Regions from separate parts of the Homo sapiens genome. Here region 1 is linked to region 2. Evidence: chromatin contacts called from ENCODE Hi-C or POLR2A ChIA-PET data. All regions are on one chromosome and are shown on one strand. The core of a region is the stretch at or near the end of the contact, and the rest is flanking DNA. Distances in the headings are between cores, read along the strand shown. Region 1 has its middle 6.2 kb from the start of WFIKKN2. Region 2 holds the start of LRRC59 (leucine rich repeat containing 59).

Region 1 (4,070 bases), core at 63-2,562, 430 kb after region 2:
TGTGAGCCACCACACCTGGTTAATTTTTGTATTTTTAGTAGAGACAGGGTTTGCCATGTTGGCCAGGTTGGTCTCCAACTCCTAACCTCAGGTGATCCACCCACCTCATCCTCCCAAAGTGCTGGGATTATAGGCATGAGCCACTGCACCCAGCTGGAACATGTCTTTCCATGTTTAGATTTTCTTTGGTTTCTTTTACCAGTTGTATAGTTTTTCTCGCATAGCTTTTATACATATTTTTAAAAGATGTACACGTTAAGTATTTTTTTACGTTAATGTAAATGGTTTCTGTTTAATTTCAAATTCCAATTGTTCATTGCTGATATAAAGGAAAGCAACTGACATTTGTATATTAACTGTGTATCCTGACACCTTGGCTTTTTAGATGATGACAATAGGAGCCCCCAAACCCTTGGCCTTGGGTTGTTCCTGACTTTCCCAAGTGATCTTCGACTTTTGGAATCTGCATGCAAAGGAAAGAAGGAGTTTCCCATACTTCTCCTTGGAATGGCCTGGCCCAAGCACAGCCTCCTTGGCCAAGGCCCCTGCCTCCATGGGACCCTGGCCTTTGGAAAGTAGAGGTGAGAGAGGAGGCCGCAGGTTTAGGAGACAGGGTGGGGGTGGGAGCCGCAGGTCTTGCCGGCTCTGCACGGATGGCCCTAGGAAAGTCACACCAGGTGGATGGAGTGCCTCACATATAGAAAGGGCAACTACGGTTTTGTGTAACTTTTGTTTCAGTTATTTACATGAATATGTGTACTGAATCATAATAAAAAATGTATTTCTGGCCAGGTGCAGTGGCTCACACCTGTAATCTCAGCACTTTGGGAGGCTGAGGCAGGCGATCTCTTGAGCCCAGGCATTTGAGACCAGCCTGGGCAACATGGCAAAACCTGATCTCTACCAAAAATACAAAAGATTAGCTGCTCATGGTGGTGTGCACCTGTGGTCCCAGCTACTCGGGAGGCGGAGGTGGGAGAATCGCTTGAGTCCAGGAGGTGGAGGTTGCAGTGAATAGAGATCGCGCCAGCCTGGGTGACAGAGCGAGACCCCATCTCAAAAAAGAAAAAAAGTATTCCTCACTATGTGTTGCAGTCAAAACATTTGAAAGCCCCTGTCACAGAGGGGTTTTCTTCCCTAAGGATTACAGATTAGAGGTGGGCTCCGTTCAGCTCAGCGGGGGGCTCAGTACCTGCCTCCCAAAAGTTTGTCCCATGCCACCAGCACCTCTGGCCCTGTGGGGTGAATCAAAGCTCTCAGCAGCTGAGCTCAGTTCTCAACTGTTCTGACCACCCACATTCTACGGAGTGTCTTTACTTTGAGATCATCTTGACTCTCGGTTTCTGTTAAAGAGTAAAACAACAACAACCATAGCTTTTTTTTTTTAGATTTTTAAAGCACTGAGTCTGTCAACTCAGTGCTTAAAAAAGCACAGTTCTCAGAAAAGAGAACACACTCTGGAGAGGCAATTCATTGAGTATTTTTAGCAGGAACCTAAAAGGGGCAGCTCAGGGTAGTTGTGGCATTTAATTATGACCAGGAGAGGCCATTGGAGAATTTTAGGCAGGTGTGTTCATTTCCTGGGGCTGCTAAACAAATGACCAGGAACTTGGTGGCTTAAAACAGCACACATTTATTATCTGACAGTTCTGGAGGCTGGAGGTATGAAACCACAGTGTTGGCAGGGCCACGCTCCCTCCAGAGGCTTTAGGGGAGAGTCCTTTTCCTCTTCCAGTTTCTGGGGGCTCAGGTGTTCCTGGGCTTGTGGGTGCATCGCTCTAATCTCTGCTTCTATCTGCACAAGACTTTCCCGTCTTCTGTGTCTCGATTCTGTCTCTGCCTTTTATAAGGATACCCGTCATTGGATTTAGGGCCCTCCTCGGTAATCCAGCATGATCTCATCTCAAGATCCTTAATTTCATCTGCAAAGACCCTTTTCCCAAATCTCATCTGCAAAGACCCTTTTCCCAAGGTCACGGTCACTGTCTCTGTGGGTTAGAACATGGATATATTTGGCAGGGGTGGGGGGCTGGGGGGAGCACCACTCAACCCACTACATTGAACATTTAAACTTTACCCGTATTTTACAACCCAGTTGCGGCTTTTGTTTTGTTTTGCTTTGTCATTTAAAGTCAGGAAGGCCTCCTGAAAGAAGTTGTTTCTGAAATCGGTCAGGAAGCAGTGGGCTGGGAGAAGACAGAGCAGGCCAGGGGTGAGAGAGTGTTTAGGACAGAGGACAATGTCTGTGTGAGGTGGAAGGGGGAGTACTGTGAGGAGCTCTTAAAGGTCTGAAAGCGCGATATGGCAGCCTCCAGAGTTTGAGAGTGAAAGGGACAGATGGTAAGACCAGGGAAGTAAATGGAGGCAGAAGGTCACGGCAGTCCAGAACAATGCTTTGGCCTGCTCTTGAAGGCGTGGGGAAGCTGTCTTTAAGCCACAAGTCTTGGAATCATGATCAGTCAGAAAGAAACCTGTTTCTCATCCCTACTCCAGCTCACCCCCACACAGCCATTGGACATTTTGTTTTTATTTTTCATTTTTATTTTTGAGTCAGGGTCTCGCTCTGTCACCTAGGCTGGAGCATGATGGCGTGACCTCGGCTCACCATGACCTTCTCCTCCCGGGTTCAAGTGATTCTCATGCCTCAGCCTCCCAAGTAGCTGGGATTACAGGCACGCGCCACCACGCCCAGCTAATTTTTGTAATTTTAGTAGGGACGGGGTTTTACCATGTTGGCCAGGCTGGTCTCGAACTCCTGACCTCTGGTGACCTGCCCGCCTTGGCCTCCCAAAGTGCTGGGATTATAGGTGTGAGCCACTGCACCCAGCCTTCATTGGATATTTTGTATTGTTGGAATGAGTGTGAGGGGTGCAATTAGCTTTAGAGATGTTGTCCTTCTTTGCTCAGCAGCAGGCAGGGAAGCAGAGAGGCCCAAGAGTCTCACACCTTCTCATTTCCCTGTCATTCAAAGGGAGAAAGAAGGAAGGCAGGAGCTCCAGAGTGTGAAGAGTAGAGTAGCTGTGGAAACTTTTAGGGTGGGGGAGACCCGAGGGGGATAGAGGCCATGCCTCTGTTTGTGGTATTCCTACAGGCCTGGGAAGAGTGGAAACCCGCCCTCGCTGTGTCCCAGCAGAGCAGGGTGGTGGAGCTGGCCCCAGCCCCGCAGCCCCACAGCCTTGTGGCTTCTGCACTCTGGTGTTTGTCTTGGCTGAGAGCTCCACAGGGCTTTTTGAAGCTGATTCCATCAAGGCAAAGCTGGAGGAGTCAGGACATGGGATCACAGAAGAGGCAGCTGGAAGGGGCCTCAGATGGGGAAATAGAGGGGGTCCCACAGTGAGATGATGGCAAAGCAGGAAGAGAGCCCAGGGCTCCTGACTCCTTGCACAGTGCTCAAACCAAGACCATGTAGCTTCCCGAGTGGGTGAGGAGCCCGAGACAGGCTCCAAATCTTCTAGGAAGACATTTGAATGCCAAAGGAGCCCAGAATTGTGCTGTCCCAGAGGTGCCTCCTCTTCTGGGTTCCTGACACAGAGACTCCAGGACTCCAGATTCCAGGGGCTCACTGCACCTGTAGACCCCCCCGGGCCAGGCAAGGGTCTCCAAGGAGGCCTAGCTGGCCCGGGACACTGGGCCATGCCCCACCCCTGACAACCCCATAATTCTCAGATGTGGATTCAGGACTGCCCTTGCTTTACCTCTCTGCTCAGTGAGGACCCTCCCGTGTCCTGTTCCACACAGATGCAGATGGATCACGTGTCTCACAGCTGAAGGCCTCCCCCATCCGTCTCCACCATCTGCTGAGGCCCCATAATTATTCCAAGGCCCGGTGCAGCCTCACTCAGAGGGGAGAGTTCACGCGGTCCTGTAATGCAACCCAGGCCCGAGGCCGCGCGGGCAGGGGGTCCCAGCTGGGTAATGAGCCGCTGGCTTTATTGAATTCTCCGGCTTGAGTCTGACTAATCACTGCCTTTAGCCAAGGCAACCTGGGCTGCCATCTGAGCACCCTGGCTAGGACTTCCTTTCCTTCTCAGCACCCCAATTCCTGCCCCTCCTCCCCAAACATGTTTAAA
Region 2 (3,954 bases), core at 1,088-3,587:
AGGGATGTGGCTGTACAACCTCCAAGAAGGTAAACCTTAGGCGAGGCACAGGGACTCACACCTGTAGTCTCATAGTCTCAGCTACTCAGAAAGCTGAGACAGGAGGATCGCTTGAGCCCAGGAGTTCAGGAGTTTGAGGCCGGCCTGCACAACACAGTGAGACCCCATCTCAAAAAAAAAAAAAAAGAAAGGAAGGCAGGCAGGCAGGCAGGCAAGCAAAATTTAGATTCTTAGACATTATTCCTAGCACTTTAAAAATAAATATTACCCAGCGTCCCTCTTATTAGGTTTCAGGGCAGGGACAGTGTCTAATAAAGCTTTGCAATTTCCATATTCCCCAGTTCAGGCCCTTCCTCAGAACAGGTACTCAATATCCATACATGTTGCCTGAATCATGACTGATCGAGTAAGTAGCGGAGTGAATGACAGAGTGAAAAAACAAGGCCCTGCCGGGTGCGGTGGCTCACGCCTGTAATCCCACCACTTTGGGAGGCTGAGGCAGGCAATCACCTGAAGTCAGGAGTTCGAGACCAGCCTGACCAACACGGAGAAACCCTGTCTCTACTAAAAATAGAAAATTAGCCAGGCATGGTGGCACACGCTTGTAATCCCAGCTACTCGGGAGGCTGAGGCAGGAGAATCGCTTGAACCCGGGAGGCAGAGGTTTCAGTGAGCCGAGATCACTCCTGGGCAACAACAGCAAAACTCCATCATCCAAAAAAAAAAAAGGCCCTCACAGCCCATCTCTATTTTCCCATGGTGTCCAGGCTGGACAAGCTCAGCAAAACTTTCTCCCTAAGGTTAATGCTGGACTGTTCAGATGCCTGGAGTATATGGTTTCAGAGAGCAGTCCTAGGGCAGGGTGAAATAAGGCTGGCCATCTATCTTCCTGGGGTAGAAAAGGAGGCATATATTCAGTTAAGGATCCTCTGGCAACCTGCACTTTCTGTCACAAAGTCGTAAAAGTGAAGTTTGACCACCTAAAAAAGTTTTAAATACTACAGCGGGAAAAACACAACAACAGCTACAAGTATCAGTATTTGCTCCTTCCAAGCATTTTCCATTACAATGGTATTTAACCTCCCAATAAGCGTATGAGATGGAAACTATTATCACCATTGTATAGATGAGGAGATCTAGGCATAAAGGCTAACTAGCTTGCCAAGGGCACTCGGCTATTAAGCAATGGAGCTGGGAGGAGCTAGGAACCCGGTTCTAACCACTGTAATACCCGTCCACGGTGGAAGAAAGACTGGGCCCAGCGCCCAAGGCAAATGTAATTTATCAACGGCAGAAAGCAAAGTGTGGGTCACCCAAAGTGAGTCTAGTAGGGCGTTGGCGCGGGTGGGAGGGGGAACGGAGTGGGAAAAGGAGGGATGTGGGAACTAGCTCCACGCTGACAAAACTAGATGCCTGCTATCTCTCTGGAGCTGTAAGCTTCAGTTTACAGGGGAAAGGTTGGGGGAGAGAGGGGCGAAAGGGACTCCCGCCAGTTTCAGCGGAATTCAGATGACAGTTTACCAGCCAAGCTGGGGGGAGACTTTACTTTCTTCGAGTTAGGCTGCCTCAGGGCTCGGGCAGCCAGCTGGAATTGCCAGCTTCCTAGAAGAGCCAGGTTCTGGGCCACACCCAGGTCTACCAGGAGGCCTACTCCCCTGGAACAAGTCACTCATTCATTCTCGAATACATCCAGTAACTGCTCCGTGTGCTCCTACTCAGAGTCGGGCACGGAGGTGGGCGCTGTGAAAGCCCCGCAAAGGTGACAGATTCGCTTCTTAGCCTGTAAAAAGCCTAGGGCCAGAGAAGCAGATCTTCCCTATGTTCTGGAACTGCGCCAAAGTGACACGTGTACATCCCGGGAAGAACCTTGGGCTGGACGCGGCCTCCTAGGGGACTTAGTCCCACCACCCCGCTTCTTTTTAAAGAAAAGGAAACTGATGCTTTTAGAGAAGAGGAAAGTAAGTGGCCCACGTAGGGGCCAGCGCCCGGCGAAGGTGGGCGCCTGGGCCTCGCGGGACGATACTGACCAGCTCCTTCACCGGGACCTCATTCAGGTCGCTGAGGCTCAGGTCCAGTTCGTTGCCGTCCAGCTTGTCGCGGAGGTTCCCGCCCTTGCTACCGGCCTTGGTCATGGTAACGCCGGCTGAGCGGGCCCCGGCTCCGGGGTTCCGGCGGGTGAAAGGAGCTGAAATGTCGCTTGTCAGTTCAGCGGCCCCCCACCCAAACGACGACGCCTGAGCCCTCCGTCGCCGCCGATGCGAGACCGCCTCCGCCCGCTGGCCGCACTCCGAGCCTCGCGCCTAGCTCCCACCGGTGCCGCGACGACGACCACTTCCGTGTCCACGTCACCTTCCGCGACCACTGAGATGGGCTGGGCCAGAGCGGCCCGAGCGTGTGCGGGCACGCCCCCTGGTGCCCAGGGTGATGCACTGCACGTCGCCGCCGCCGGAGGGGTGGGGTTGGAGGCTGCGAGCTCGGTTCACGTTCACCCGTGGCCCGCGGGCATTATTGCTGGCAGTGCCACGAGGCGAAAGGGCACGGACTGGGCGCCAGAAGACTGGGTTGACATCCAATACTGACCTCATCAGATCACCCCAATCCCCCTGATTAGGAGCAGAAGCTGGGTGTCCTCTAAAACTGCTCCCTGTCCTCTACTTAACCCCCGAATAACCATCATGGGGAAAACTCTTCTTCCTGAATTTCTCCTCTCTCCTCCCCACTCACTGCCTCAGTGCTTGTCTCTGTCCTTCCATCCACTTTCACCCAGCTCCCCGGTGATCTTTCTAAAAATCTGGCCAAGTCTCTCCCCTACGTAAAACCCTTCAAACTTGCAGCTACCTCTAGGATACGGACCACTTTCCTTTGGAAGCTGGGTCCTGCCTGCTTTCGCAGCTTCCTCACACGCTCCAGTCCCTGCCTGGCCTAGATGCTGTGTAGATTTCCAGGAGGTGGCTCCCACGTCTGGCCCTCCCCAGCGATGGCCCTCCCTCCCCCCCACTCACCTCTGTCTAGCTAATTCCTTAGTCCTTCAGGAAATCTCCCCTGAACACCGTGAATGCCAGACTGAGTTAGCGCCCCCCCCAACCAACTTAGGTCCCTGTTTGCTACTTTATCATCAGAGACAGTAGAGCTTGATGGCCAAGTGGGACCTCTGGCACTAATACCTATCCACTGGGTATTCATCCTGGCTCTGCCACTTGCTACTTATAAAACCGTAGACAATCACCAGGCTTCAGTCTTATCTATGAATCAATCTATGAGACATGTAGCTAACAGAGGTTGGGGAGAACTGAAGGAGTAAAACACACCAAGAGCTTACAGCAGTCACTGGCACTTAGTAAGTACCCAATAAATATTAGCTACAATTCATGATCCACCTTGTATTATACTCATCTTTATGTGTCTGTCCTTCATTCTGGACTGTGAGGACAGGGATTTTTGTCTTAATCATCTTCGTATGCCCAGAGTTGGCATACCCTGATGCAGGGTAGCTACTCATTCAGATGTCTGTTGAATAAATGAATAGATGGATGGATGAATGAATGAATGAATGAAGGAAGGAAGCACTTTACCCACTCCAAACCTCAGTTTACTCATTTTGAAATAGGGATATTAAAGCTTATCTCAGAGGGGCCGAGCAGGATAGCTCACACCTGTAATCCCAATACTTGGGAGGCCAAGATGAGAGGATTATTTGAGGCTAGGAGTTCAAAACCAGTCTGGGCAACATAGCAAGACCCCATCTCTAAAAAAATAAAAAATAAAAAATCTTGTCTCAGAGGGAAACTATGAACACCAAATAAAGTAAGTGCAATTGTTACGGGGGGTGGGTGGCAGGGGTCCTTGTTCTTAGAACTCCCAAGATGGTGGCGGGCCACTTCCAAGATGGCGGCAAGCCTCTTGTTCTCTGACCTGGGTTTCTTGGCCTCACGCATTCCAAGGAATGGAATCTTG

Evidence for each region. Hi-C counts contacts between places; a loop is a spot of excess contacts on that map. ChIA-PET counts read pairs that join two places held with the same protein, here RNA polymerase II (POLR2A). Pooled maps may share reads with other maps.
Region 1: a pooled map shows a loop between it and region 2 (2.2-fold over the local background). The contact joins the enhancer-like site here to the promoter of LRRC59 in region 2. A Hi-C loop is called at or near these places in 1 of 50 pooled maps. POLR2A ChIA-PET finds 5 or more read pairs at or near these places in 3 of 52 experiments (GM10248, PC-9 and Panc1).

What each region holds. Positions count from the first base shown.
Region 1 is chr17:50,827,324-50,831,393 of GRCh38, forward strand. No RefSeq gene overlaps it. Among named protein-coding and RNA genes, the nearest start is that of WFIKKN2, 6.2 kb to the right of the region's middle. RefSeq lists enhancers at 1,172-1,401, 3,032-3,903, 3,904-4,070 and a silencer at 1,522-1,631. Within about 2 kb of position 1,313, at least 2 of the 41 ENCODE cell types and tissues checked have a DNase peak (open chromatin) inside an H3K27ac peak, as active enhancers do.
Region 2 is chr17:50,395,186-50,399,139 of GRCh38, forward strand. It overlaps LRRC59 (leucine rich repeat containing 59), which reads right to left and starts at 2,338. Exons shown (of 7, transcript NM_018509.4): 1 at 2,028-2,338. The coding sequence starts at 2,132. It overlaps LRRC59-AS1 (LRRC59 antisense RNA 1), which reads left to right. Exons shown (of 2, transcript NR_199069.1): 2 at 2,031-3,372. RefSeq lists a silencer at 2,315-2,384.